Linked DNA regions of Homo sapiens: region 1 is linked to region 2. Evidence: chromatin loops called from intact Hi-C (ENCODE). Cell type or tissue: heart right ventricle. All regions are shown on one strand. Links, peaks and the distances in the headings refer to the core of each region. The heading gives the core; the rest is flanking DNA. Region 1 overlaps LOC105371912 (a long non-coding RNA gene). Region 2 has its middle 11 kb from the start of LINC01993.

Evidence for each region. Peaks named below come from ENCODE experiments on the same cell type or tissue, not always from the same donor. Only the 100,000 strongest peaks of a DNase experiment are listed, where the experiment ranks them.
Region 1: a loop joins it to region 2, with 2.2 times the contacts of the local background. A loop is called at or near these places in 35 of 110 quality-filtered maps.

The regions. Positions count from the first base shown.
Region 1 is chr17:78,335,347-78,352,064 of GRCh38, reverse strand. It overlaps LOC105371912 (a long non-coding RNA gene), which reads right to left. Exons shown (of 2, transcript NR_188632.1): 2 at 5,688-8,100. It overlaps LOC124904064 (a long non-coding RNA gene), which reads left to right. Exons shown (of 2, transcript XR_007065920.1): 2 at 1-797. Among named protein-coding and RNA genes, the nearest start is that of SOCS3, 16 kb to the left of the region's middle. RefSeq lists enhancers at 1-137, 6,747-7,251, 9,278-9,783 and silencers at 3,592-3,651, 9,830-9,939, 10,150-10,409, 12,973-13,082. In heart right ventricle, for the core only: CTCF peaks have their summits at 8,767 and 10,197 (motif pointing left); DNase peaks (open chromatin) are centred at 8,784, 9,075 and 10,074; H3K4me3 peaks cover 1,747 bases; H3K27ac peaks cover 2,500 bases.
Region 2 is chr17:78,282,589-78,296,393 of GRCh38, reverse strand. No RefSeq gene overlaps it. Among named protein-coding and RNA genes, the nearest start is that of LINC01993, 11 kb to the right of the region's middle. RefSeq lists a silencer at 4,394-4,663 and an enhancer at 8,235-8,736. In heart right ventricle, for the core only: a CTCF peak has its summit at 6,444 (motif pointing left); a DNase peak (open chromatin) is centred at 6,443.

The DNA of each region.
Region 1 (16,718 bases), core at 8,692-11,191, 52 kb before region 2:
AGGTGTGCATGAAACTGCTGACTCCCGGACTGTGACCCAGCTCTTCTGAATCCAAAGCCTGAAGACAGCCTTGGAATCTGAATAACCGCCTCCTCAGGTGACTCTGAGACCTCTTGCAGCTGCCTTCAGGGCAGACAAGCCTGGATGCTCCTTTTGTCGTGAGACAGCGCATTTCCTCTTTGTACCTTGACTAAGCCAAAGCTGGGAAATCAGCAGGGAGGGAAGGTTCCGAGCTCGCGGGCCTGTAGGCGGCAAGCATGGACAAGTGCAGCCCTTCCCTCTCCCTGAGCTGGAGGACGGCAGGGCCAAGGGAAGAGGAGGAGGAGGATGCTCCTTCCCCCCGGCACTGAGCCCTCCCAGCTGTGCTGTGCTGGGAACAGGCCAGGCGTTTGTGAAATCCTCGGGTGAGCCTGACCCACTGTCATGAGGACTTGCCTGTGGAAGCTGGTGCCGGGAGGGGGATGGGGGGCTGTTCCCAGAAGCGGGTAGAACTCTGGACTTCCCACTCCTGAGCGCTCTGATTGCAGCACAGCCTTAAGCAACAGTAGCGGCCTGGAAGGCTGGGCTGCAGGCTGGAAGGCTGGGATGCAGCCTGGAAGGAAGGCTGCGCTGCAGGCTGGAACACTGGGTTGTAGGCTTCAGGCTTTTTTTCAGAAAAGAAATTAGGGTTCTGAATGCTAAGACGTTGGGCTCTTCCAGTTAACACCATCACTGCCGGTATTCACAGCACTATTCAGGCCCAGCCTCAGGAAGAGACTGCAAACCCAGATATAAAAAATAAAAATAAATAAAAAACAGCCAGGCGTGAGCCACCGCGCCCGGCTCAAAAAAAAAAATTTAAAAAAAAATAACAAAAAAAATAAAAAACAGAATGCAAGCTCATTATTTACATTACACAAGACGATATATTTCCTCTCTTTCACCTCCCCTCCCCCAAATCTCCAATCATAGTATTTTCCTACAGAAAATGTTATTTAGCGCCTGTAATGTACAGAATGTTGAAGGTACAGACATGAAAAATTAAATCCGGCTGGGCATGGTGGCTCACGCCTGTAATCCCAGCACTTTGGGAGGCCGAGGTGGACGGATCACTCGAGGTCAGGAGTTTGAGACCAGCCTGGCCAACATGGCAAAACCCCATCTCTACAAAAAATACAAAAATTAGCCGGGTGTGGTGGCGGCGCCTGTAATCCCAGCTACTCGGGAGGCTGAGGCAGGAGAATCGCTTGAACCCAGAAGGCAGAAGTTGCAGAGAGCCCAGATGGTGCCACTGCACTCCAGCCTGAGTCACAGAGTGACACACCAAGAAAGAAAGAGAGAGAGAAAGGAAGGAAGGAAGGAAGGAAGAAGGGAGGAAGAGAAGGGAAGGAAGGAGAAAGAGAGAGAAAGAAAATAAAGTGAAAAAAAAAAAACTGAATCCATGAGGACCTGGGTCCTCCAGGAGGTGTCTGTGCTGCACAACTCCAGGGGGTGCTGTTTATATCATGATATGCTCTTTGTAGATGTTGTCCTATGAGGCCATGTGAGAGAGGTGGAGCTGCAGTGTTCCTAAACTTTAGGGTGTATCAGCAGCACCTGATGTTTGCCTGACCCAGGTGTCACCTGGGACCCAGGTGCCCCAGGTGATACCAACATAGGTGGAAACACGGCTCTGGCCACCATGCCTGTTGCTGGACAAAAATAACAATCAGGAAATATTCCAGGCTTCAAGAGACTCACAGTCTGAAAGGGGAACCAGATGTGAAAACCAAGAAGTATCCTAAAAAGGAATGGGTGTAAAAATAAAGTGGTAGACAGGGTACAGCTGGGGGTGCCCAGGAGGAAATGACCTCTAGTGGCTTCCCAGAAGAGGTGATGCGTAAGTTAAGGTGAAACAGCAGGTGTTCCTTCCACAGGCTTGGGAGAATGGGGCATTCTCAGAAACAGGGAAATAGCCCGGAAAAGGGAAACTTTGGGGAACTTCAAGAAGTTTGGTATGTCCCCATGGGCCCATCCATGCCAGACTCATCTTCTAAAAATATTGCTTTCATGATGTCATGCACACAGGCAGCCCATCCCTGTAGGATCTATACTGGTTCCCCCTGGCATTTTCCACTAAGCTGGGTTTCCAAAACCCTTCAACTGTAGCCCCAGTGGGAAGTTTACTCTGCCCCCACTCCACCCCACGCTAGGAGGCAAACTTCTTCCCATCAGGGTGGTCTTCTTCCCTGCCCACCATATTCATCACTTCCCTGCTCACTTGGGATTAGGAGCCCATGTTGGGGTTAGCCCTTCTTCCCAGCCAGCCCCTCCAATTCTCTCTTCTAGTTCTCCCTCTCTGCTGAGGATTTCTCCCTTCCTGCCTCCTCCCTGAAGCCTCCCACACCCTGGAGACCTCTCCTCCCTCCAAATGCATATTATATGTACAGCCTGCACCACTCATTCATCACCCGGTCACATGACTGTCCCCGTCCAAACTGGACTGTGAACTCTCAGATGGAAGAAATTCGCTCTTATTCATCCAATGATTATTAATATATATATATATTTTGAGACAGAGTCTCACTGTGTCGCCCAGGCTGGAGTGCAGTGGCATGATCTTGGCTCACTGCAACTTCTGCCTCCCAGGCTCAAGCAATTCACCTGCCTCAGCCTCCCGAGTAGCTGGGACTACCGCCATGTGCCACCAGGCCCGGCTAATTTTTGTACTTTTAGTAGAGATGGGGTTTGACCATGGTGGCCAGGCCGGTCTTGAACTCTTGGCCTCAGGTGATCCACCCACCTCAGCCTCCCAAAGTGCTGGGAACACAGGTCTGAGCCACCGTGCCCTGCCCAATGATTATTAATTGAATGCCAACTCCGTACCAGGCCCTATATCTTCTGCTTTTTTATGTTCCTCACAAAATCTAGCAGAATGGGTGATGCTTGCTGGAAACTCATCAAACACTGGCTCTGTGGCTGTACAAAAGACAAAATGTTCTTTAAATAATGGGGTTCCTGGATCATTAAAATATCACTTAATTCATAACTTTTTTTTTTTTTTTTTTTTGAGACGGATGGTCTCGCTCTGTCACCAGGCTGGAGTGCAGGAGTGCAATGGCGCAATCTCGGCTCACTGCAACCTCCGCCTCCCGGGTTCAAGTGATTCTCCTGCCTCAGCCTCCTGAGTAGCTGGGACTACAGGCGTGTGCCACCGTGCTCAGCTAATTTTTTTGGTATTTTTAGTAGAGATGGGGTTTCCCCATGTCGGCCAGGTTGGTCTCGATCTCTCGACCTTGTGATCCACCCGCCTTGACCTCCCAAAGTGCTGGGATTACAGGTGTGAGCCACAGCGCCCGGCATCATTCACAACTTTTACTTCCAGAAGCAAACAGGCATCTTTTATTTTTAGTACCATGTGTTTGCATAAATAGCACTTTTGTTTTTTCAAAATGCATTTTAATAGGTGATCTCATTCCGTCCTTCCTCCATGCCTCAGATGTAAGGCAGGTAAAATAAAATATACCACACTTTCCAGATGAGTAAACTAAGCTGTAGAGGAGTTTAGGCTTGCCTCAGATCACAGATAAGCAGTGAGAGAAGCAGAAACGGACCACCTCTCAGCTGATGTCAAATCCAGTGCCCTCTCCACTGTTACTTGCTTAAGTACTGCCCCTCCTACGTGTGAGAACCCTCCCCAGTGCCAGGACCTCTGCTTGGCAGCTACTGTGAAGGCTCCCCCAGGGATCTAAATGACAGCTAGGTCCACTCTTGGCTCTCATCAGAGTCCAGGTCAGCCTGGGGAACAGTCCTGGGCTGCCATTCCGTCCACCCAGACCCTGGGGGGTTGCAGGGAACACCAGAGTCCTCCCAGCTCCTAGCAGGTGGGGAGCCCCAGGTGTTCAGGGCTAGTGCTCCCAATGGATATACAATTCCCAAGGCAACCCCAGCAAGATCTCTGGCCAGCCCAATGTCCAAGGTTTGGCCCGAAGCCTCAGAGAACGCCAGATCCCTCTAACCCATCCGTTCTGGAAACTTGGTGAAGGTGGAGGAGATGACCTCTCTGTTTCCTCCTGTTGTAGAATTCTATGAAAAGGAGGCCGGAGGGACAGGAGCTGGCACCAGGAGGAAGGCAGGCTGATTTTCAAGAGTGGTCCTCTAGCTATTCACTGCCTTTTTTAGTGTCCCTTGGCCACCTGGTGAAAGTAGGCAAGAGGATGTGGTAGAAAGGCTACCCAGAAGAACTCAGAGACCGCCGGCACTGCACAATGCTGGGGGAGGGACAGTGAGGGCTATGGAGCCCTCACTTTGGGGCTTCCCCACCAGACCCCTCAGGCCATCACAGGGCTGGCGCTTGGCTGAGAACTCAGTAAGGACCCTGACCAGGCTCCAGCCAGAGTCCTGGAGTGGAGGGGAGGAGCCCAGGAGAGCAGCCCAGACCCTCCCTCGGGCACCCTTCCAGGCCTCTCCAGTCTAAGAGAAGGAGCTGAGAAGGTCAGCAAACTGGCCCAGCTGCAGCAAGAGACCTTGTGCCCACACCAGGATGGAAACAGAGCTGGTCAGACCTGAGTGGGGGAGGAGAGAGGCCTTCACCTGGGGCCCTGGGGCCCTGGGACCATCAGGCCAGGCTCTGTGGCTGGAAGGAGAGATGCCTGGAGAGGAGTCAATTAAAAGAGCCACCTCTGTAATCCCAGCACTTTGGGAGGCCAAGGTGGGGGGGATCACCTGAGGTCAGGAGTTCAAGACCAGCCTGGCCAACATGGTGAAACCCCATCTCTACTAAAAATACAAAAAAAATTAACTGTTTGTGGTGGTGCATGCCTATAGTCCCAGCTACTTGGGAGACTGAGGCAGGAGAATCGCTTGAAGCTGGGTCGCAGAGGTTGCAATGAGCCGAGATCACTCCACTGCACTCCAGCGTGGTGACAGAGCAAGACTCTAGAAAGAGAGAGAGAAAGAAAGAAAGAGAGAGAGAAAGAAAGAAGAAAAAGAAAGAAAGGAAGGAAGAAGGAAAGGAAGGAAAGAAAAGAAAGAAGAAAGGGAAGGAAGGAAGGAAGAAAGGAAGGAAAGAAAGGAAAGAGAAAGGAAAGAAAGGAAAGAAAGGAAAGGAAGAGAAAGGAAGAGAAAGAAGGAAAGAAAGAAAGGAAAGGAAAGAAAGAGCCAGAGGCCAGGTAGAGGCTGCAGCACCCTCCGCAGGACGCGGCCAGAGATGACTGGAGGACCTCCCAGATGCACAGGGTGTATACACGTTGCTGCATGCACACACCACTCTGCGCATTCTGAGTGCCATGCGTAAAGGTGACGGTTAACACTATCCTGGGGATGTGCACCGGGCACCATCCTTCTGTGGAGCGATGAGTGATAGTGAATCACCCCAGACCAGGTTCCCACTGTGAGCAAAACAGCCAAGCAGGAGACCAACCAAGTAGGATTCAGGGTTCCAAGCTTTCCTCCAGTAGGACAAAGCTGGCCCAGATCAGGATCAAACAGTAATCTTGGCCCTAGAGGCAGGATTCTAGCAACTGAGTCAGCCTGCCCAGAATGTGGGTGCAACTCTGCTTTCTGCTCTCAGGTGTCCCCCTTGCTGGTCTTGAGGGTTCTATGGGAAATAGAAGAGAACTGCATGAGAATGCTATTGGCCTTGATATCTCCATGTCTGTGGAGTAAGAATAAGACAGGTCACCATCCTGAAGCCCTCTCCTTGGCCCCAGCTATGAAAGAAAGAGTTCTCTCGCCCAGCGGGTTTTATTTATTTCACAACACTTTTATGGCTGTGCTTCCAGTGTGCCAAGCACTATTCTAAGCACCTGAAACGTACTGACCCATGGAGGTCTCCAGCAACTCCATGAGTTACGTACTATTCTTGTCCCTATTTTCTCAGTGGGTGAAACTGCAAAACAGGGATGTAATGTAACTTGCCCAAGGTCACACAGCTCACCAGGAGTAGAGCTGGGATCCAAACCTAGGCAGCAGGGCTCCAACGCCCCTGCCTGTGGCCAGGGCCCTCGCTGTGCCTCTTGGCCCAGCCCCACCAAGGCACTGGACATGGGCACTGGAGCCCTGGATCAGGAGAGGACAAGTGGTAAGGGCAGGGTGTGGGAAAGCTGGGCTCCAGTTCCAGATCACTGCTGCTGCCTATGACCCTGGGCAGGCACCCAACCGCCCTGCCTTGTTCCTAATCTATACACGGGGATTTCAATAAAACCTGCTTTAGGCACTGTGGTGAGGATGAGACGAGACCATATCTTGAGTTTGTTATTATTAACAGGGTCTCCCTGGGACCCAGCAAGATTCAGACCCTTCTCATTCATCCGACATCCAAGCTCACCCGCTCTTGTGGGGGGGAATAGGTAGCCGCTTCTTCCAAGGCTCAGCCACTAGGTCTCCGGCTTCCTGTCCGGGTGCGAGGAGGAAGTTGAGGAAGCATTCCTTCCTGTCCCTCCTTGGTCTCTTCCAAGTCTTTTCTTTACGTGCCTCATGCATTTCCCTCTTGTTTTTCCCAGCTGCCCTGTGTTTGACATTTGGTGATTGTATTCCTTTCCTGGGACAGCCGTAACAAAACGCCACAAACTCAGCAGCTTCAAACAACCAAAATGGATTCTCTCACAGCTCTGGAGGCCAGAAGGCCAACACTCAAGGTGTACTGGGACCGTGCTCCCTCTGAAGCCCCCAGGGAAGAATGACTTCCTTGCCCCTGCCAGCTCCTGGTGGTGGCCGGCGGTCCTGCTCGCTCCTTGGCTTGTAGACACATCTCTCCCATCTCTGCCTCCACCACCGCGTGGCCTTCTCTGTGTGTCTGTGTCCAGATTTCCCTCATATAAGGGCATCAGTCATTGGACTGGGGCCATCCTCATACAACATGCTGTTAGCCTTGATCTCCCCAGGCCTGTGGAGTACATCTTAATTACATCTGCAAAGACCCTCTTTCCAAACAAAGTCACATTTGTAGGTTCCATGCAGACATGAATTTGGTGGGGGGGGACGCCATTCGACCCAGTACAGTGGTCCTGTAGGATCTCACATTGAGAACGTTCTTTCTTTCCTTTCGTCTTCCAAGAAAAGCCTAAGAGAGGTCCACTTCCTTGCTGTTGGGTAGAGGGACAAGTGAAATGCCACTTTATGCTCTGCTAAAGACGCCCTGAGCACTGAAGACAGGCTGGAAAGACGCCCAGGGATGGAGCCCAGCAGATGGCCTGGCCACCAGCAGGGCTCAGACGCAGGCTGTGTAGCCAGGGGCGTTCCTCCCCTCTGAGCTACCTGGCGTGGCCTGGCGTGCCCCAGACATTGCCTCACTTAGCTGCGGGATGCTTCCTGCGTTTCTCTGGTGAAGAGCTTCAGTCTTTACAACCTCAGATGACCCCTCACACAAGAAACATCATGCTCTAGAAAGCTTATTTTGAGCTTCCACAGGCAAGGGGGGTGGGAGGTGGAACCGTGGAGCTGGATGTGGGAAGTAGGGACAGTGCCACAGTTCCTTGGCAGCGTCACCTAGGGGAAAGTTGAGGTGATGCCCAAGAGCCAGCCAGCTCTTTCCAAAGCCCTGGAGTATCTGATGGGGAGGTGGAGACCCCATCTCTCAGAAGCTCCTTTCTTTTTTTTTTTTTTTTTTGAAATGGAGTCTCACTCTGTCGCCCAGGCTGGAGTGCAATGGCACGATCTTGGCTCACTGCAACCTCCGCCTCCCGGGTTCAAGCGATTCTCCTGCCTCAGCCTCCCGAGTAGCTGGGATTACAGGTGCCTGCCACCATGCCCGGCTAATTTTGTATTTTTAGTAGAGATGGGGTTTCTCCATGTTGGTCAGGCTGGTCTTGAACTCCCACCCTCAGGTGGTTCGCTCGCCTCAGCCTCCCAAAGTGCTGGGATTACAGGCATGAGCCACCACGCCCAGATAGAAGCTCCTTGCAAATCCATCCACCTGGTTGGAGAGCTGGGCCTTTCATCTGCACTCTTAGTCACTGCACCCTCATCATCGTCAGGCAGCGTGATACAGAAAGCCCTGTCTGGTCTTCAGTAGCTGAAGGGAAGGTTCTCAGCTACTCTCCAAGCCCTCGCCAATCAGGGTCTGCAGTCCCAGCTCTGGGCAGCAGGTAAACGTCTTTCCCGGAGCAGCTCTCTGGGGCACCCAGGTCGGACTTGCAGAGCCTGAGAAAGGAGAGAGGGAGGATGCCAAGAAGGCATGGGGTTATGCCCTTACCTGAACCACAGGAAGGGGACCGCCCTGCCCCAGCATACCGGCAGCTGCTCTTCCAGGGACAGGAAGTCAGCTGAGTACCGAGCAAGCCGCATGCCCATGTGGCTGGGGGGTGGGGGCACCTGGGCAGTCAGCTGGGCCATCCACCACTCTTCCGGGCCACACTGGTTCCCACGCTCATAGGCCAGATGGAGTGGGGATCGGGAGCCAGCGGGGAAACCCAGTTTGCATCCCAGGACTCTAAATCCGCTCCCCATCTGTACAATGGGGATAACAACAGTTCCCGTTTTCTTGGGTGGTTGTGACAGTTCAGTGAGCAAACGCCCATATGGCGTAGTACATGGTGAGTGCTCAGTCAACACTGGCGGCTCTGATGCCCTCCAAAAGGGGCTGAGCCCCTGGACAGCCTTTTTTTTTTCTTGTAAATAACCTGGCATTTAGGTAGTGGCCCAACCTGCTTAGGGAAGAGGAGCCACCTTCCAGGCAGCCTCATCTGGTCTACTAGCTGTCTCAGGAAATCAGTGACAGCACAGCCCCTCCGCCCCCCAGTACACACACACTGGGCCCTGGCAACGGGAGGCAAGTTCTCTCTGAGTCCTCCCTACACCAGGGGCCTCTCTGGCCGGGCAGCCCAACCACAGGACAATCAGGCTTTGGGCCAGGAAGTTACAGTAAGTCAGGCCCGCCCTTCCCCACATGGGGTACCGCTGCTTCCCTGGTCCCAAGCCTCGGCTCCCCTAGAGGAAGAGAAGGGGGATCAAGACCCCTTCTCAACCCTCCCCCACCCCACTGTGCTCTGAATCCCACCCCAAGGACATGCTGGTCTTTCCAGAGATTTTCAGAGGCTGCCTCTTGCTGGCAACTTAGCAGCCCCAGCTGCACAGGGCAGCTGAAGCCGCAACTGAATTTGGGAGGAGAGGCTGACTCACCCCAGCCAGGCTGGGCCTCCGCTAATATTCTTGGGTCGCAGCCTGGGATTCCTGCAGGTTCCGACAATAGGCTGGACCATCCTCTTGTAGGAGGCGGGGTTCAAAGTAACCCCAAGCGCGGGGAGGGGAGCTCTGGCAGGGGCGTCCATGTGTCCAGGACTCTAGGCCTGGGGGTTGGGGGTGACATCGGCACGCCCCCCTCCCCAGGCCTGATGCAGGAGGAAGGAGGTGTGGGACAGGGAAAGAGGACCGCGTTTGGAGTGCACACGGCACATTACATAATTATTCTATTTTAATATAACAAGCCTGGATGGTAGCTATGACTAATCTCTAGTTAATAGGTGAGGAAACCGAGGCCGGGAGAGGTTAAGGAGTTAGGGGTGGGTGGAGGGCCGGTGAGGGGTGGCGGCTGTGACGGGCAGAGCGTGAGGCCAGGCCCCTTGGAAACTCCCCCTCAGCCTCCGTGTCCACCTAAGCTACCAGTGCGGGGCCTGCGGCTGCGGCCCGTGGGCTGTGCAGGCTCAGAGCCCCGGGACCCGCAGGCCCCAGGCCTGCATGTGTGAGCGCAGGAGGCGGGGAGGCAGACACCGCATTTCCACAGGACCCTGCGGGATCAGGGCGCAGACCGGGCGGCGGGGTCCCTCGGGGCCTCCCCTGGCCCCAGCACCTCCCGCCCGCCGCCGCGGGGTTCTTCCAGTCCATGCCAACCTGGCTCGAGCAGGACAAGGTGATCGAGGCTCAGCGGCCCCTGGTCCCCCAGCCCCACGCCCGGCCCGTGGCCATGGCAACCGCTGCGCTGTGGCTCCCTCGCCGGGCAACGGAGAGAGGGGAAGGGAACGCGCCCGGCCGCGCCGCCGGCTGCGAATTCCTCAGGCCTTCCATCAGCCCCGCCGGCCCCGACGGGCTTCCTCGCGGGCTGTGAGGTCAGCGCCCGGCTCCACCCGCCTCGGGCTGGCCCCGCGCCCGGGATCCCGGTCCCGGCCCCGCGCCCCGCCCCCACCCCGCCCGCGGACCCGCCCACCCGGGTCCTCGCGTCCCAGGGCCGGGCCCGCACCCCGCAGCCCCTCCCGGTCCACGCGCGGGCCCCGGCTCCCCGGCGAGTCCTGCAGCTGGGGCGGCCCCTGGCGCCCGCCACCCGGCCGAGCCCTATTTCGGGCGCTGGCGCTGCGGGCCGGGGCAGCCCTGCCCGGAAGGGAGGCTATTCTGGGCCGGGCCGCCCGAGCAGCTGCGGCCCCGGGCTTCCCGGCAGGGTGTGCGGCGCGGGACCGAGGGCACACCAGGGCAGGGCTCCCCTCCCTCCCCAGCGCCGCACCTTCCTCCCAGGCCGCGCCTAGCTCTCTCGCCTTTTTGGCCAGACCCAGGTCCTTCCTTAGGCCAGGAACATTCCCTAGTGCCAGGTCGCTGAGAATGTCCAGAGGCTAAGGCCATCCGGTGCCCTACCCCAGTGCCCTCCGGGCAGGTGCCTTGCCCTGAGCCTGTCCGCCCTGGGCCCCACTTCCTTCTTTTTCTTGATTTATTTTATTTTATTTTATTTATTATTTTTTTTTTAGACAGGGCCTCGCTCTGTTGCCCAGGCTGGAGTGCAGTGGCACTATCTCAGCTCACTGCAACCTCTACCTCCCCGGTTCAGGCGATTCTCCTGCCTCAGCTTCCCGGGTAGCTGGGACTACAGGCACGCGCCACCATACCTGGCTAGTTTTTGTATTTTTAGTAGAGATGGGGTTTCACCATGTTGACCAGGGTAGGGTGGTTTCGAACTCCTGACCTCAAGTGATCGGCCTGCCTCGGCCTCCCAAAGTGCTGGGATTACAGGCATGAGCCACCGCGCCCGGCCCCCACTTCCTTTCTAGGGTGGTCTTCCCAACACCCTGTGCTGACCTGGGTTCAGCCCTTGTCCCCATGTGCTACTTCTCTGCCCATCCTAACTCTAACGACCTTCCTGCCATGGGTCCATTTGGTCTGTGTTGAATCCGCAGTGCCCAGCACAGGATGGCTGCTTCCAAAATGGGTGTGTCATGAAAGCTGTTAAACCATCACATTCAGTATCACATTGCGGACACCAGCCCCTAAGGGGCTTTTTACATACAACCAGCAAACCCATATGAGGACTAGAGGTCCAGCTGCCCTCTTGCCCCCTTGCCCCACCAGAGTGAGTGACCACATCCACGGGTGGTGGCGGCTTGGTGGAAGAAGCTGTGGGTACTTGCATACGTGGCCCTGGTCGCCTTGGGTTCACCCTGTAACCTTAGGACCATATGCTGAACTCCTAGGGGCCACACTTTGCAGTCTGGCCCACATCAATGATTGCAAGGAGACAAAATATGTGCTGCACCATGAGAATGCAGGTCGCCCACATTTCACCCACAATCCAACCCACATCTCTCCCTCCCAAGCAAAAGATCTCCCTGGGATGGTGTCTGAGGATGCTCGGGGGAGAGGAGGAGGGCAGCTGACGCCCATCCATGCCCACTCTCTGCCAGGTGTTTTACATATGTCATGTTATTTAGCCTGGCCTCTCAAACTTTCACGTCAGCACCAATCACCTGGATCTTGTTAAACTGCAGACTGATTCATCTGGCTGGGGTGGGCCATGAGATGCTGCATTTCTGAGCAGCTCTAGGTAGACTCTATCTTGCCAGGACTCTGCCACACTGGAACTGGGAGGGGGAATCCACACAGCAGTTCTCTGAGCTCATCTGCCTGGTTTTCAAACGAAGAATCTGAGGTTTAGAGTCATTAAGAAGCTTGTTGAGCAGTCAGGCCAGCACCCTGACTGACTGGCCACAGAGAATGTCCCCCAGATCCTAAACCCACTCTCTATGACCCCAGAGAGTCTTCCCCAGGCAGTTTACACCCCTTAGCTTCCTTTTGTTTTTGAGGCAGGGTCTCCTTCTGTCACCCAGGCTGGAGTGCAGTGGCATGATCATAGCTCATTGCAGCCCCTGCCCCCTAGGCTCAATGGATCCTCCTGCCGCAACCTCCTGAATAGCTGGGACTACAGGCATGTGCCACCACACCTGGCTAATTTTTCTATTTTTTTGTAGAGACGGTGGGGGTGGGGGGGGGGTCTCCCTATGTTGCTTACACTGGTCTCGAACTCCTGGGCTCAAGCCATCCTCCCGCCTTAGCCTCCTAAAGTGCTGTGATTACAGGCATGAGCCACTGTGCCCAGTCATCCTTCCTTTTTAAAGAAAGTTGACTGAGCGAGGTGGCTGTTGCCTGTAATTTCAGCACTTTGGGAGGCAGAGGTGGGAGGATCACATGAAGCCATGAGTTTGAGACCAGTCTGGCCAACATGGTGAAACCCCATCTCTACTAAAAATACAAAAATTAGCCAGGCATGGTGGGGTCCACCTGTAGTCCCAGCTACTCAGGAGGCTGAGGCATGAGAATTGCTTGAACCCAGGAGGCAGAGGTTGCAGTAAGCTGAGATCGTGCCACTGCACTCCAGCCTGGGTGACAGAGTGAGACTCCATCTCAAAAAAAAAAAAAAAAAAAGTTATCACACTAATACATTGTATTACATGTGTACTAAATATATAGCTATCCTCAAGGAAAATTAATAAAATATTGAACTCATCCCCATGCCCAGTCCAACTAACTCAGTTCACTGCCCAGAAAAATAAATATTATCCACAAGTGGCTACTAATTCTTTAATTAACTAGATAGCTGAATTGAATAGTTTTATTTATAACTTGGATTATTGCTGTAGAATACGGGTTAAAAGGTTTGGCAAGAGCTACCCAAACTTGGGATGGAAATCTGCTGAGAGGAGCCTAGTCTGCTGAGAGAGAGAGAAAGAAAGTACCATTCAAATATGAGCCCAGGGAGAGGCAGGAAACCACTTTCTCCCCAGGACTCTGTACTACAATCTTTCAGGGCGTGCTGGACAGGTGAGGGGAAACCTAAACGCGCCAATGCCCTCCTTCATGAATAAGTAACAGCCGCCCAGTGCTTTGACTCATTCGTCAATAGAGAGTTCACTTCCTGACAAAGAAGCCAGCGCCTTCACACTCACATGTAAGTGACGGAGTAATCAATTGACGATTAATTACAGAGGAAGTTACCAGGAATATAGAATTGCTCTATCAAAATTCAGCGGCTAAGGCAGTATTTTTCAGGTGTGCTTCTGTTATGGAGATCAGACCTGCAGCTGAAATAAACCAGAGTGGTGGTGTTTCCTGAAAGAATATGTCTGCTCAATCTTGGGGGGCTTCCAGTTGGGGGGGGGAGCCTGGGAAGACTGGGTCAGATCCTGGTGTCATCATCCTCCGACTAGGCTGTCATTGTGTCATCTGTAAAACGAGGATGCTGACCTCTACAGAGGGCTCTGGTGAGGTCCCTGGGTTCCTGGCCTGACACATAGTGGGGGCTCAACTGGAGATTCTTCCTTCTCCTGTCACCTGCTCACCAGCACCCCCCTCTGACTGCCCCCAAACCCACTCCTCAATTCTGGAGTTGAAAGGAACCTTACAAGGCTGGTTTCTTTTACAGATGGGTACTTTGACAGACTTGGGTAATTGGGTAAAAGTCAGAGATCTCAATTTCTTTTTTAAGAGACAGGGTCAGCTGGACATGGTGGCTCATGCTTGTAATCCCAGGAATTTGGGAGGCTGAGGCAGGTGGATCACCTGTTCAAGACCAGCCTGGCCAACATGGTGAAACCCCATCTCTACTAAAATTACAAAAATTAGCCAGGCGTGGTGGCTTGCATCTGTAGTCCCAGCCACTGGGGAGATCTGAGGCAGGAGAATTGCTTGAACCCGGGAGGCGGAAGTTGCAGTGAGCCAAGATTGAGCCACTGCACTCCAGCCTGGGCGACAGAGCAAGACTCCATCTCAAGCAAAAAAGAGACAGGGTCTCACTTTGTCACCCAGGCTGGAGTGCAATGGTGTGATCATAGCTCACTGCAGTCTCAACCTCCTGAGTTCAAGTGATCCCCCAACCTCAGCCTCTCAAGTAGCTAGAACCACAGGTGTGCACTACCACGCCTGGCTGATTTTAATTTTTTTGCAGAGACGGGGGTCTCACTATGTTGCCCAGGCTGGTCTTGAACTCCTGGCCTTAAGTGATCCTCCGGCTTCGGCCTTCTGAAGTGCTGGGATTACAGGCATGAGCCACTGCACCCACCCAGTGATCTCATTTCTGAACAGGGAAGGGGCAGAGGGCCCACACAGGGAGTAGGGTTGGGGTAGAGTGAGAAGGGAAAGGAGAAGGGGAAGGTGACTGGGAATTCTCACCCATTCTCACTTCTGCTTTGTGGGTTAGAAACACTGAGCTGCCTCATCCTCCTGTCTCTGAACTTCCTTCACAGCCCATTGGGCCATTTGCATATGTCTCGTTGAAATTCCGGATCACGGCGTCACTGCCTCCTCCCCATGGCCCCCAGAGGGTGACCGGAGCATCACTAGGAGCCAAAGAATGGGGATGAGCAGTGCGGGGTAGTGTTGACCGCCCCAACTTTCCCATGGTGACTCACTCTTATTCAATAGACAGACCATTTTCCTAGAATGTTGCAACAGGGGTATTAGGGTTTTTCCAGAGCTTTCCACTCTCGATTACCCAACCCTGAGCCCCTCGCGTGGAACTCGAGGTGATCCCCGCTAGTGAGGGCTGGACATTTGCCTCTGGCCTTGGCATCCCCTTCATCTTGAACTTTCTCAAGGGGCAGAGCCAGCCTCCCGAGATGGGTTCTGTGCACCCCGGTTGTGCCCGCAGTAGGCTCCTGGACTGTTTTTCTTTCTTAATACATATTTGTTTAATGGATGGGATGACTGGAAATTACTTATCCCTGACGAAGAAACAGGAAGGCAAACAGTTTTACATTTCTTTTTACAAAAACTGTCTTGAGTTTTACCCTGTTCGTCTTTCTTCACTTTAGATTGTGAAGTTTCCAACTCTAACTCCTAAAAATCTTAGTGGAGAGATTCTAAACCCTTCGAGGGTGAGATCAAATCTCCTTCCTCCTTTCTCTCCCCAATCCCTGGTTCATAGTTATGTACTAGGTGCTTAATAGATCTTATTGTATTGGATTATTTTAAAAGTCATTATTTTATACAAAAGATTAGCTGTGCATAGTGGTGGGCGCCTGTAATCCCAGCTATTTGGGAGGCTGAAGCAGGAGAATCACTTGAACCCAAGAGGAGGAGGTTGCAGTGAGCCTGAGATCATGCCATTACGCTCCAGCCTGAGCAACAGAGTGAGACTCCATCTCAAAAAGAAAAAAAAAAAAGTTATTATTTTAAAAGTCAGCCGCTTATAGAGTCAGGCGTGTTAGGTATCATCAATGAAGCCTGGGCTGAGTTCAGGAATCCCGAACCTGTTTGGGTGCATTTGAGCTGATTGCCTTGTCAAAAAGTTCAGTAATGGCTCTGGCAAACTATGGCTTTGCGAGAGTTGGTGGAGGGGATTATAATGGTCTTTATTCCAAGGGAAAGTCTACTGCTTGAGCAGGGCACACCGGCTGGTGCCTGTAGTTCCAGGTACTCAGGAGGCCGAGGCAGGAGGATCACTTGAGCCCAGGACTTCAAGGCTGCAGTGAGTGAGCTACGATCAAGTCAATCCACTGTAGCCTGGGTGACAGAGCCAGACCCTGTCTCTCTGTCTTTCTCTCTCTTTTTTTGGGGGGGTGGGGCGGGATGGGATCTGGCTCTGTAGCCCAGGCTGGAGTGCAGTGGCAGGATCTCGGCTCACTACAACCTCCATCTCCCGATGGCGGTCTGGCCAGATGGGGTCTGGCTTTGTCACCCAGGCTGGAGTGCAGTGGCTTCATCTCTACTCACTGCAACCTCCATCAAGTGGTTCTCCTGCCTCAGCCTCCCTAGTAGCTGGGATTACAGGCGTGAGCCACCATGCCCGACCTAAGACCCTGTGTCTTAAATTTTTTTTTAAGTCTATTGTTTGAACCCCAGGAAAGGAATTTCATTGTGGGGTCACTCTTCATACAGGATGATTCCCTGTGAGTTTATAATAGCTCAGGAAGAGATACTGGAAATTATCACATAGGTACCCTATACTTTAGGGGAAATTTCTCCAAAAAGAAATGCTGGCCAAAAAAAGAAAGCTGTAGGTTCTAAAAAGGAAAATGGTAAGGTAGACCAAAAAAAATCCACAATTCAGACAATTCAATCACAAAAGATTTCTATGAGAAAGAGGCCAGGCATGGTGGCTCATGCCTGTAATCCCAGCACTTTGGGAGGCCCAGGCGGGTGGATCACCTGAGGTCAGGAGTTCGACACCAGCCTGAGCAACCTGGAGAAACCCCGTCTCTACTAAAAATAGAAAAAATTAGCTGGGTATGGTGGTGCACGCCTGTAATCCCAGCTACTCGGGAGGCTGAGGCAGGAGAATTGCTTGAACCCAGGAGGTGGAGGCTGCAGTGAGCCGAGATCACGCCATTGCATTCTAGCCTGGGCGACAACAGTGAAACTCCGTCTCGAAAAAAAAAAAAAGAGAAAGAAAGTTGGTAGGGGTACAAAATAAAGCACTGATACCTTCTAGGGAGCTGAGCTCATATTTCAAAAGGACAGAGAAGAGGGCAGGAGGGAGGGAGGACTCTCAACCACAAGTGAAGGCAAAAGAGCCCCTTGAGCCTGATGGGAGGGGCTGGGGTGCTATTAACCCTCAGCTCCCAATAAAA
Region 2 (13,805 bases), core at 5,031-7,530:
GCTCCACCCAAGAAGCCAGAGGGACCCCCAGAGGGAGGTTTCCATGCCAGCAGAGGTGGGGTGGCAGAGGGCAGTGCTTGGGTGGTGCAGCTTGCTGGGTGCTAAGAAGACCTCCCTGCCTGGCTCCAGGCCCGGCTCAGAGCCCACCTTCTCCTCCAGGTGGTAGCTCCTCTTCACCTCTCCCTTTTCTGTGTCACTTGAATATTTTAATGCCTGGGGGAGGTTTTGTGCTTTCCAAGGAAGACTTAGTGACTTGAATTTGAATTGAGTCAAGGCTGGCCACGGTGGCTCATACCTGTAATCCCAGCACTTTGGGAGGCCGAGGTGGGAGGATTGCTGGAGCCCAGGAGTTTGAGACCAGCCTGGACAAAATAGTAAGACCCTATCGACAAAAAAAAGAATTGAAAATTATCTGGGTGTGGTGGTGCGTGCCTGTAGTCCCAGCTACTTGGGAGGCTGAGGTGGGAGGATTGCTTGAGCCCAGGAGTTTGAGATTAGCCTGGACAATTTAGTGAGACCTCTCACTAAGTCATCTCGCTAAAAATTTTTTTTAAAAAATTAGTCGGGCATGGTGGCATGCACCTGTAGTCTAAGCACTTTGAGAGACTGAGGTAGGAGGATTGCTTGAGCCTGGGAGGTTGAGGCTGCAGTGAGCCATGATTACAGCACTGCACTCCAGCCTGGGCAACAGAGTCTAGTCTCAAAAAAAAAAAGAGTCAATATATCAAGTGTAAAAGTTGTCAATATTAAAACCTACCTTTACTTAGACCTTGCATTCCAAAATCCAACAAGTTTTAGCATTCTCTTTATAAATCTAATTTTAATATGAAAACACAATCACTTTCACTTGGGCTATGCTCAATTAACTCATACATTTAACACACTGATTACTTCTTATGCATTTAACCACACTGACCTTTTTTTCTTTTTTTTTGAGACGGAGTCTTGCTATGTTGCCCAGGCTGGAGTGCAGTGGCGTGATCTCGGCTCACTGCAACCTCCGCCTCCTGGGTTCACGCCATTCTCTTGCCTCAGCCTCCCGAGTAGCTGGGACTACAGGTGCCCACCACCACGCCGGCTAATTTTTTGTATTTTTGGTTGAGACGGGGTTTACACTGTGTTAGCCAGGATGGTCTCGATCTCCTGACCTCGTGATCCGCCCGCCTCGGCCTCCCAAAGTGCTGGGATTACAGGTGTGAGCCACCGCGCCCGGCCTCACACTGACCTTCTTAAATAACACAAGAGCCTCGGGAGTACAGATCTAAAATCACACCTTCGATGCTGCTGGAGTCTCCGAAGCACCTGGCCAGGCCGCCTACAAATCAGCATGTGAATTCTTCCAGAACGCGTAGGCAGCTCCTGTAAATTGAGGAAATCAGACTCGTAAAGGCTGTGACTCAGGTTCTCCTCATCATCTCGAACACCATCAAAACAACAATAGAGACACAGAGCAGCATTCACTTCGCGGATGGTTGCAACATAGGAAAAGCAACCACTCACCAGGGCTTTCTTGGATTTCTTGCAAATTACCGTACTCTCTCCGCCCAGGGGTCACCAGCCAGGGCTGCTAAGCACCTAAGATCGCGGGGAGGGTGTTGGCCTGGGATTCCCGGCCAGGATGCAGGACTAGCCTTAGTTCTGGGATATTCTCCCGACTTTAAGGAGGGAGGCCTCTTCCTGTGGTCAGTGGCCATGGCCTGTGAGCCTGGACTTGCGGCCAGGGTAGGATCAACACACAATTCCCCCTTCACCACCATGTCACATGCCCCCAGGCATTGCAGCCGCCAGGGTCTGGGGTCCTCACTCTCGCTTTCCCAGCTGCATCCCACCAGCAACCACAATTGGCCTTGGCGTGTACTCTTCATCCAGACTGCAGCTGCCTCCCTACAGTACTCTGGGGAGTCTGCCCTGCTCTTCATGGTCACACTCTCCACCTGCCTCACTCACCACCGTTCACGGTCATTTATTGGCCCTCCAGGCATGTCCTGGGGACCTCTCAAGCCCTCCCTTGAAACGCTTAACCCATCGGGTTAGGGCCAAGCAGGAGGGGCTTGTGTGGATTTGAAGACCCTCTGGACCAGGGATTCCAGCGATAAGCATAAAGGAACAGGCCTGAAGGCCAGGGTTTGGAGTGCTGTTTTCCTGGGCAGTGATAGCCCAGAATACCAGGGGTCAGGACTTGGGGCACACTGAGTTTGAGCATGACTGACCCTCGGAGGCACTGCCTCATCAGAGACTCACTCAACTAGCCAGGCCCTCCTGCACGGGGAGGGGCCCTGTCCTCTGCAGACTCTCCCTCATGGTCACAAGACACCCTTGGGCAGGCCCAGGCCATGTGCCTCTAGGTCCCAATGCAACAGAAAGGGAACTACTTGGCCGGGTGCAGTGGCTCACGCCCGTAATCACAGCACATTGGCAGGCCTAGGTGGGTGGATCAGCGGAGGTCAGGGGTTCAAGACCAGCCTGGCCAACATGGTGAAACCCCATCTCTACTAAAAATACAAAAATTAGCTGGGTGTAGGCCGGGCACGGTGGCTCACGCCTGTAATCCCAGCACTTTGGGAGGCCGAGGAGGGCAGATCACGAGCTCAGGAGATCGAGACCATCCTGGCCAACATGGTGAAACCCCATCTCTACTAAAAATACTAAAAAATTAGCCAGGCGTGGTGGCGGGCGCCTGTAGTCCCAGCTACTCGGGAGGCTGAGGCTGGAGAATGGCGTGAACCCGGGAGGTGGAGCTTGCAGTGAGCCGAGATTGTGCCACTGCACTCCAGCCTGGGGGACAGAGCCAGACTCCGTCTCAAAAAAAAAAAAAAAAAATTAGCTGGGCGTGGTGGTGTGCGCCTGTAATTGCAGCTACTTGGGAGGCTGAGGCTGGAGAATCACTTGAACCTGGGAGGCGGAGGTTGCAGTGAGCCAAGGTCGTGCCACTGCACTCCAGCCTGGGTGACAAAGCAAGACTCCATCTCAAAAAAAAAAGGAACTACTTGTAGGTAAAGCAACTGAAACCTATTTATAGGGCCATCTGACCCGGGTTGGGACATGTATCCTATATCGTTATAACCAAGGGGGTGAGAGAGTCAGACTGGCTTAGACCAATGAAGGCTCATCCCTGGGGTAAAGTGGATGGTGGAGAAGAAAGTGACAAAAGTTCACTATGAGAGGTGATCTGAATGAGCCCCAAAGTCTATGATTAGAAGCCAAGAGCATGGGGCCAGTCACGGTGGCTCACGCCTGAAATCCCAGCACTTTGGGAGGCCGAGGTGGGTGGATCACTTGAGCCCAGGAGTTCGAGATCAGCCTCGGCAACATGGCAAAACTTCATCTCTACACAAAATACAAGCCAGGCATGGTGGCATGCACCTGTGGTCCCAGTTAGTTGGGAGGTTGAGGTAGGAGGATCACCTGAGCCCAGAAGGTTGAGGTTGTAGTGAGCTGTGATCGTGCCACTGCACTCCAGCCTGAGCGACAGAGTGAGACTTTGTCTCAAAAAAAAAAAAAAAAAAAAAAAGGCAGCCTGGAGGACAGCTGCAGCAGCACCGTGCATCTGTATCCTGGGTGTTTAATAACTGATTGTTGAGGAAGGAAGGAAGGAAGCTGGACACAGAGAGGCAGGTATCCAGCTCTCGCTTCTGGGAGGTTGGTGGAGATGGGCACAGAGCCCAGGGCACCCGGCCAAATCAGGGGCAGGTCCAGCTAGGAGGGTCCCTTCTGAGAGCAGCGGTCCAAGCTCGCTCCTCCCTGGGAGCAAGAAGCCTGGTCAGAAACAGAGACTGAAGCAGGAGGTGAGTCCATGTGAGGCCGTGGCTTGGACACCAACCTGAGATGTTGGAGACATGGAGTGAGGCCCCATGGAGAGGGCAGATGAGGAGGGTGGATTAGGGCTGATCTTGGGAGCTGTTGCCCCCATATCCCTTTGACATTCGCCTTGGCAAACTTTGTAGGCCCGGAGGAGAGTTCTCAAAACACAGTGAGTGTGACCTGAGGGACACAGCCGGACTGGGCTGCAGGTGGGTGGATCCGAGGTGGATGAGACCAGCCCCTGTTGTGTCCTATGCTTAGATCTCGGGGCACTCTTGGGCGGTCTGTAACTGGCAACAGTGTCGCCCCCACGCAGGGAAAGCCGAGTGGGACCCAGGGTGGTCCTTGGGGAGCCCTCCACCCAGGCTCCAGCTCCGGCCTGCCCGCTGGCCAGGACATTACCTGTTCCCAGAACGCCATCTGCCCCAGAGGCCATTCACCCTGGCGGCAGGCTGGGCCAGAAAGCAAGTGCCCAGCCCCAGAGCCAAGAGTGAGGCATGAACGATGCCAGCAGAATGCCACACGTCCTCAACTCGGGCTGCCTGAAGCACAGATACTGTGGCTCCCCTGAGTTGGCCCTTTGACCATGGAGTCCACCGTCCCCAAGGAGGTGCTGGGGACAGAGGCATCGGCTCGGCAGCGTGAGGGTTTCTGTTTGCAGACAGGACGGTGCAACACACAGGTGAGGCTCACACGAGTTTGCCCTGGAGACCCCGCCTGCCTCAGAGAACTGGGGGTGTGGAGAGGCCCAGAAAGCTTCACAGATGTGGGGCTGACCAGCCTGGGGGAGAACCCTGTCTCGGGGGATCCCCACTAGCAATCCAGAGTGGACTGGGTGTGGGCTGAGAGGGGCCACTGCTATGACTGGGAAGCTTGGAGGTCTTCAACTGTCAGTCCCATTTTAGGAGGAGCAACTGACCCAGGGGCTGACTGAGTGTGTGCCCAAGAGAGGAGGGTCTGCCTGTCCGCATTGAGGAAGGCGCCTGCTGATGGGTGTCAGGGGTGCGTCGAGCCCACTCTGCCCGCTCTGTCTCCAGGGACCCTCCCTGCTGCTCTTCAGTCTCCTTCCTCGCTGGGGGCAGATCATGCGGGGCACGGCGCAGGAGGAGAAACTGCAGGGCAGCCGGGCACCATGGCTCACGCCTGTAATCCCTGCACTTTGGGAGGCTGAGGTGGGCGGATCACCTGAGGTCAGGAGTTTGAGACCAGCCTGGCCAACATGGTGAAACCCCATCTCTACTAAAAATACAAAAATTAGCTGGGCGTGGTGGTGGGCGCCTGTAATCCCAGCTACTTGGGAGGCTGAGGCAGGAGAATCACTTGAGCCCAGGAGATGGAGGCTGCAGTGAGCCAAGATCATGCCATTGCACTCCAGCCTGGGCAACAAAAGCGAGACTCCATCTCAAAAAAAAAAGAAAGAAAGAAAAAGAAACTGCAGGGCAGGCCCAGCTGTGACACTGGCAGGGCCCAGTGCAAAATGAAGATGCAGGGCTCCTTGTTAAAAAATCACTAAGAATTTCGAAATGGTGACGGAGATCATTAAACCCAGCACAGCGTGCTCTGAGCATGGGGACCAGTGCACCTCCATAGGTCACACACCCCTGGAGCTGGCCCTGCAGCAGGGAGATTAAGGGGAGTCCGCAGTGAGGTGGCATCTTATCTTTCTAATGGGCATCTTAGGCGCACACACAGTACATACAAAGGCCCTGTGGCCGCATGCCAAGGCTCCTGAGGAGGCCCTGAAGTCTGCCTCCCTCTGCATACAGTGAACCATTAAACCTCTAAACAACCAGAGAAATAGGTGTCATTAGTCCCATCTTACAGAGGAGAAAGCGGGGCTCAGGGAGGTGGAGGGACTTTCCCAAGGACACTCAGCAGGCAGGCGGCAGAGCTGGAACCCAGAGCCAGCCCAGCGGGCTCCAAAGGCTGGCTTGGGCACACTGGCCATACCACAAGGCAGCTCCTTGTCCCAGCAGGCAGGGCTCCTTTGTGCTGTGGAGCCCAGGCCCCAGCCCCCACTCCCTGGGTTCAAATCTCAGCTCTGGAAGTGACTCAGCCTCTCTGAGCCTCAGTTTCTTCCTCTGTAAAGTGGATATTGTATTCATAGGTCCTCCTTTGATAGGATTGCTTCTCGTGATACACGCAGGATGCGAAGAACAGTAGCAGGCACGGAAAAGGCCCCAAATAACATCTTCCATGGATGCCACTGTGGCCTCGCTCGCTGTTCTTCCTGCCGCTGCCGCCCAGCCTGCAGGTCTCTCCCACTTTGGGTAAATAACCCTTCCCCACCTTTGGCAAGCCGGGCCACCTGGCAGTACGTGCAGGGCTCAGGTCACTGCCCACACCCACCCGTGCATGCCCAGGTAGGACACACACACTCTCTCTCACACACACTTACACTCGCACTTACACACACAACACACACACTCATTCACACTTACACTCAACACACAAACACACTCGCACTCACACACAAAACACACACACACTCATTCACACACTCACACTCAACACACACACGCCACTCACACACACACAAAACACATACTCACACACACACATACACTCACACACACTGACACCCCTTAGCCTGGTGTCTTGAGCCAAGTACGAGGCTGCGAAGGTCTCCCTCTAGCGGCCCAGAAAGAGTAGATGCTCACTCAGGCCTGACTTAACTCACTGGAGGAAGCCGCGGGAACTCCTCTGCCCTGGGCTGCAGCCGGATCCTAAGAAGTTCCCGTCCTGGCTGGGGGGTTGGGCATGGTGGCTCACACCTGTAATCCCAGCACTTTGGGAGGCCGAGGCAGGCGGATCATCTGAGGTCGGGAGTTTGAGACCAGCCTGACCAACGTGGAGAAACCCCGTCTCTACTAAAAATACAAAATTAGCTGGGCTTGGTGGTGCACGCCTGTAATCCCAACTACTAGGGAGACTGAGGCAGAAGAATCGCTTGAACCCTGGAAGCAGAGGTTGCAGTAAGCCAAGATCGCACCACTGCACTCCAGCCTGGGCGACAAAAGCGAAACTCCATCTCAAAAAAAAAAAAAAAAAATAGAATCCCAGGTCCCGGCCATGCCTAGACACCCGCCTTCTGTCCCTTCATTCATCTGAGCAGCAGGAGCTGAACACTTGTCAGCAGCAGCCCAGCCCAGAGGCTAGAATCAGAGCCAGTCCCACGTCCAGGACCCGAGGAGGTCCCAAGGCTTTTGGGGGGCCAAACAGAGCTGGCTGAGGGGTGACGAGTAGGAGGTCTCACAGCCCTCAATGTCAGGCACAAGGGGAGAGGCAGGGTAGCCCAGGAAGAAGGACGTGCACAGGCAGGGGCTCCATGCCTTCATGCCTGGGGCTGGGGCAGGATCCGGCTGCAGAGGTGAGGCACACACAGTAGGACTGCAATAATGAATACACAGAGTAGGACTGCAGTAATGAGTGAAGGAATGAGCGCATGAACCGACAGCCTTGCAGGTTTGTTTTTGTTTTTGTTTTGTTTTGTTTTGAGACAGAGTCTTGTTCTGTTGCCCAGGCTGGAGTGCAGCAGCATGATCTCAGCTCACTGCAACCTCCGCCTCCCAGGTTCAAGTGATTCTCCTGTCCCAGCCTCCCGAGTAGCTGGGACTACAGGCACGCACCACCATGCCAGGCTAATTTTTGTATTTTTAGCAGAGACAGGGTTTCACCATGTTGGCCAGACTGGCCTTGAACTTCTGACCTCAAGTGATCGGCCCACCTCAACCTCCCAAAGTGCTAGGATTACAGGCATGAGCCACTGTGCCTGTCCAGCTTTGCCACTTTTGTATCACAAGCCCCTTGTACCTCTTAACAATAGATTCAGAGGTGGTTTGGTCTCAGCTGGAGAGAAGCCAGAGAACCTATACTTCTAAAAGTAGCTCAGATGGGCCGGGCGCAGTGGCTCACACCTGTAATCCCAGCTCTTTGGGAGGCCAAGTTGGGAGGATCGCTTGAGCCCAGAAGTTCAAGACCAGCCTGGGCAACATGGCAAGATCTGTCTCAGCAAAATATTTAAAAACTTAGCTGGGGCATGGTGGTACACGCCTGTGGTCCTAGCTACTTGGGAGGCTGAGGTGAAAGAATCACTTGAACCCTGGAGGTTGAGACTGCAGTGAGCCAAAATCCCACCACTGCACTCCAGCCTGGGCAACAGAGCGAGACCCTGTCTTAAAAAAAAAAAAATAAAAAAAGGAGCTTAGATAATTCTGAGACCAGGCAAGTCTGGAAACTTCCTGACTTCTTGTGGCATCCCTGGTTGCCTGGACACTGATTAACTCACAGCCCCAGGCCCCAGGACTCTGAGCTGGGAGGTCTGGGGTGGCCCTGGAAGCTGCCTATGCAACCAGTGTCCCAGGCATGGGGGTCCCAGTCACCCTCTGGGGTGCAGCAAACTAAGAAGCAGGAGCAGGGGACTCAAGGGGATCCCCAGGACGATGGCATTAGCGGGAACTGCCCCAGGCACTGGCAACCGCAGCCAATCCCGTGCTCTCTGGGCCTCTGGTCGCACTCAGAAGACATACCTTGTCCAGGGCCAACAGCGGTGTGAGGACCAGGACGGGGACCCTGTAGTTCCCACCAGTCATGTGTCCTGGACAGCCCACGTCACCTCTGACACTTGGTCACACAACGATGTGAAGATACTTACTGCCACTGAATTGAAACACTTAAAAATGGCTAAAGTTGGCTGGGCGCGGTGGCTTACGCCTGTAATCCCAGCACTTTGGGAGGCCGAGGCAGGTGGATCATGAGGTCAGGAGATTGAGACCATCCTGGCTGACATGGTGAAACCCCATCTCTACTAAAAATACAAAAAATTAGCCAGGCACGGTGGCGGGCACTTGTGGTCCCAGCTACTCAGGAGGCTGAGGCAGGAGAATGGTGTGAACCTGGGAGGCGGAGCTTGCAGTGAGCCGAGATCGTGCTGCTGCACTCCAGCCTGGGCGACAGAGCGAGACTCTGTCTAAAAAAAAAAAAAAAGGCTAAAGTGGCAAATTTTATGCTATGTGTTTTTTACCACAAATTTTTTTTTTTTTTTTGAGACAGAGTCTCACTCTGCCACCCATGCTGGAGTGCAGTGATGTGATCTCGGCTCACTGCAACCTCCACCTCCTGGGTTCTAGCGATTCTCCTGCCTCAGCCCCCCGAGTAGCTGGGACTATAGGTGCGCACCACCACACCCAGCTAACGCTGGTATTTTTAGTAGAGAAGGGGTTTAACCATGTTGGCCAGGCTGGCCTCAAACTCTTGACCTCCGGTGCCACCCACCTTGGCCTCCCAAAGTGGTGGGATTACAGGCGTAAGCCACCACCCCCGGCCTATTTTACCACAGTTTTTTTGAGACAGGATCTCACTCTGTCGCCCAGGCTGGAGTGCAGTGGCACCATCTCGGCTCACCTACAACCTCCGCCTCCTGGGCTCAAGCGATTCTCCCACCTCAGTCCCCCAAGTAGCTGGGACTACAGGCATGCGCCACTACAGCCAAACTGTCTGTGTGTTTAGTAGAGACGGGGTTTTGCCATGTTGCCCAGGCTGGTCTTGAACTCCTGAACTCAAGTGATCCACCCGCCTTGGCCTCCCAAAGTACTGGGACTACAGGTGTGAGCCACGGCGCCCAGCCCCACAATTTTTTTTTGAGAGAAAAAAGCTCGCAAGGAGCCCATGCACTTCAGGTTCTTTGGGTGATACAGACACCTGGTGGAGTAACTCGCTGGTCTGTGGACGATGCCTAAGACTGTTCATTCTGGCTGTATCACTGCTTCTGCCTCAGCTTCCCCATTCATAAAATGGGGATGATACAGGCAGAGGCAGCTCCACTGCTGCCCAGTGAGTGGCGGGCAGAGGCTCCATCCTGGCAGCCTGCACCCTCTCTGCTTGGCCTCCTTCTCTCCAGGGCTGCTGCCACACCTCTGTCCCTTGCAGGTGGCTCTCTTGAGATTGCCTAATGGGCCTTATGGTCCTTTTAGATTTTAGGGTCATGTCACTTTTCATTTCACGATGGAGGAAGGGGGCAGTATCCATAACCCACAAGGCAAGGAGAAGCCAGAGGGATTTTGTTAGCTATTCCCAGACACCTGTTCCAAACATTCTCTAGAGACAGCAGCTGAAAGCCCAGGGGAGGCAGGGGTGGGGGGCAGGAGGAACAGAAGCATGTTTTCTTCCTTTTTTCATTTTAGCAGCTTTATTTATTATTTATTTATTTATTTATTTATTTTTGAGATAGAGTCTCGCCCTGTTGCCCAGGCTGGAGTGCAATGGTGCGATATTGGCTCACTGCAACCTCTGCTTCCCAGGTTCAAGCGATTCTCCTGCCTCAGCCTCCCAAGTAGCTCGGATTACAGGCGTGTGCCACCACGCCCGGCTAATTTTTTTTTTTTTTTTTTTTTTGTATCTTTAGTAGAGACGGGGTTTCACCATGTTGGCCAGGCTGGTCTCAAACTCCTGACCTGGTGATCCGCCTGCCTTGGCCTCCCAAAGCGCTGGGATTACAGGCGTGAGCCACCGTGCCCGGCCTTAGCAACTTTATTAAGAGCGTTTAAACACCACACTATTCACCCATTGAAAGTATACACTCAACAGCTTCTGGTGAATTCATGGAATTGTGCAACCATCACTGTAGTCAACCACAGAACATTTTCTTTTTATTTTCTCTCTCTTTTTTTTTTTAGACGGAGTTTCGCTGTTATTGCCCAGGCTGGAATGCAATGGTGCGATCTCGGCTCACCGCAACCTCCGCCTCCCAGGTTCAAGTGATTCTCCTGCCTCAGCCTCCCGAGTAGCTGGGATTACAGGCATGCACCACCACACCCGGCTAATTTTGTATTTTTAGTAGAGACGGGGTTTCTTCATGTTGAGGCTGGTCTCGAACTCCTGACCTCAGGTGATCCGCCAACCTTGGCCTCCTAAAGTGCTGGGATTGCAGGCATGAGCCACCCTGCCCAGCCCTACCAGAACATTTTCATCATCTCAAAAGTGTCCATGAGGCCGGGCGCAGTGGCTCACACCTCTAATCCCAGCACTTTGGGAGGCCAAGGCAGGCAGATCACCTGAGGTCAGGAGTTCGAGACCAGCCTGACCAACATGGTGAAACCCCGTCTCTACTAAAAAAATACAAAATTAGCTGGGCATGGTGCCGCATGCCTGTAATCCCAGCTACTCAGGAGGCTGAGGCAGGAGAATCGCTTGAACCCAGGAGGCGGAAGTTGCAGTGAGCCGAGATTGCACCACTGCACTCCAGCCTGGGTGACAGAGCAAGACTCTGTCTCAAAAAAAAAAAAAAAAAAAAAAAAAGGATCCATGAGCGGTCACTTCCCATTTCCCCTTCCCTCCCCCAGCCCCTGACAACCACTCGTCTACTTTCTGTCTATGGAAATTTACTTTTTCTAGATATTTTTAATTTTTGTTTTTGTTTTTGTTTTTTCGGACAGGGTCTCACTCTGTTGTCTAGGCTGGAGTGCAACAGCATGATCATGGCTCACTGCAGCCTCAACCTCTTGGGTTCAAGGGATCCTCCTGCCTCAGCCTCCCAAGTAGCCAGGACTACAGGTGCACACCACCATGCCTGCCTAATTTTTAAGTTATTTGTAGAGATGGGGGTCTTGCTATGTTACCCAGGCTGGCCTCAAACTCCTGAGCTCAAGCGACCCTCCCACCTCAGCCTCCCAAAGTACTGGGATAACAGGTGTGAACCACCACACCTAGCCTTTTTCTGGCTATTTAATTTCAATGGGATCATACAGTATGTGGATCAAAAGTATACATCGTTTGTGTCTGGCTTTTTTTACTTTTATTTTTTGAGATGGAGTCTCGCTCTGTTGCCCAGGCTGGAGTGCAGTGGCACGATATTGACTCACCAAAACCTCTGCCTCCTGGCTTCAAACGATTCTCCTGTCTCGGCCTCCCCAGTAGCTGGGATTACAGGCATGCGCCACCATGCCCAGCTAATTTTGTATTTTTAGTAGAGACAGGGTTTCACCATGTTGGCCAGGCTGGTCTTGAACTCCTGACCTTGTGATCTGCCCGCCTCGGCCTCCCAAAGTGCTGGGATTACAGGAGTGAGCCACCGCACCTGGCTGTATCTGGCTTCTTTCGTGGAGCATAATGTCTCGAAGGCTCATCCGAGTTGCAGTGTGTATGAGAACTGCATTCTCTTTACGGCCAAGCAGTGTTCTACAGTGTGGTTACCACACATTGTATCCGTGCACTCATCAGGCGATGGACCAGCCCACGTTCTCTGAGACGGGCTGACTTGGACTCTGAAATGTTAAGCAACTTGCTCTCCAGGAGTCCTGTGAAGAAGTTGCTTCATCCTTTTGAAGTCTGCCCAGGAGCCCTAACTGCTAGACCAGGCTCCCCAGCTGCTGGTCTCATCAGGATAGCAATGGAGAGTTCACTTTTTCCGAGAAGGATGTTTTATGTGTTTACAGGCATTCTGTAGTTATGTTTATTATTTACGGTCAGGTTTAGGGACATAAAATTGCCACTGTATTGTTGGGAGTAAATTTTATTTCCGTGGTTTTAACACACACACACAAATAATAATCATATTAGTAGCTGAATATTGTCATAATTCTGTAGGATATAAATTTTACTGCAATAACAACTATAAAATACCAAGAACCCACTGCAGCAGGATTATTAGGAATAAATGTTACTGCTGCTTCCAAAACACAAACGATCACTCCATTGGCGGCTGCAAAGAGCCCTCACACTGGTGAGTATAAATGTGCTATGTGAGCAACTCTAAAACCCACAATACTCAACCACTGTGGTGGGATGATTGCGAATCCATTTTATGTCTCCAATGAAGACAAAAATAAAATGAATGATGCCTTTTGTAGTTAAATTTTCAATCATCTTGCCGGCAAGAATGTTTTACTGCTACAATTGTAAAACCATAAAATGCAAAAAGAAGAAGCCATTTCAGCCCCAGGAAAGACGAAATGATAAAAATGCACCTTTATCTGTGAGAAATGTATGGTTGGGGCAGGAAAATCGTTCTTATAGACGTGAATTTGGAGGGCCGGGCGTGGTGGCTCACGCCTGTAATCCCAGCACTTTGGGAGGCCGAGGCAGGTGGATCACCTGAGGTCAGGAGTTCGAGACTAGCCCAGCCAACATGGTGAAACCCCGTTGTACTAAAAATACAAAAATTAGCCAGGCGTGGTGGTGCACGGCAGCTACGCGGGAGGCTGAGGCAGGAGAATTGCTTGAACCCAAGAGACAGAGGTTGCTGTGACCTGGGATCATGCCACTGCAATCCAGCCTGGGCATTAAGAGTGAAACTCTGTCTCAAAAAAAAAAAGATGTGAATTTGGAAGAGGGTGGGACTAGGATTGCCAGATAAAACACAGGATGCTCAGTTAAATTTGAATTTCAGAGAAACAACAAATACATTTTTTTTTATTTTTGAGGCACAGTCTCACTCTGTCACTCAAGCTGGAGTGCAGTGACATGATCTTGGCTCACTGCAACCTCCACCTCCTGGGTTCAAGCAATTCTCATGCCTCAGCCCTCTGGTAGCTGGGATTACAGGTGCTCGCCACCAGGCCCGGCTAATTTTTGTATTAGTAGAGATGGGTTTTTGCCATGTTGGCCAGGCTGGTCTCGAACTCCTGACCTCAAGTGATCCACCCACCTCAGCCTCCCAAAGTGCTGGGATTACAGGTGTGAGCCCACACGCCTGGCCAAATACATTTTTTAGAGTAAGTATCTCTCTCATATTGCATGGGATATACTTACACTAAAAATGTATTTGTTATTTCTCTGAAATTCAAATTTAACTAGGTGTCTTGGTTTTTTGTTTGCTTTTTTACTAAATTTGGCCACCTTTGGCTGGCCTGAAGAACAAGGATGGACCATGGACCTCCAAGCCCATCTGTGAACACTTTTTTTGTTTTGTTCTGTTTTTTTTTTTTTTTGAGACGGAGGCTCGCTCTGTCACCAGGCTGGAGTGCAGTGGCGCAGTCTCAGCTCACTGCAACCTCTGCCTCCTGGGT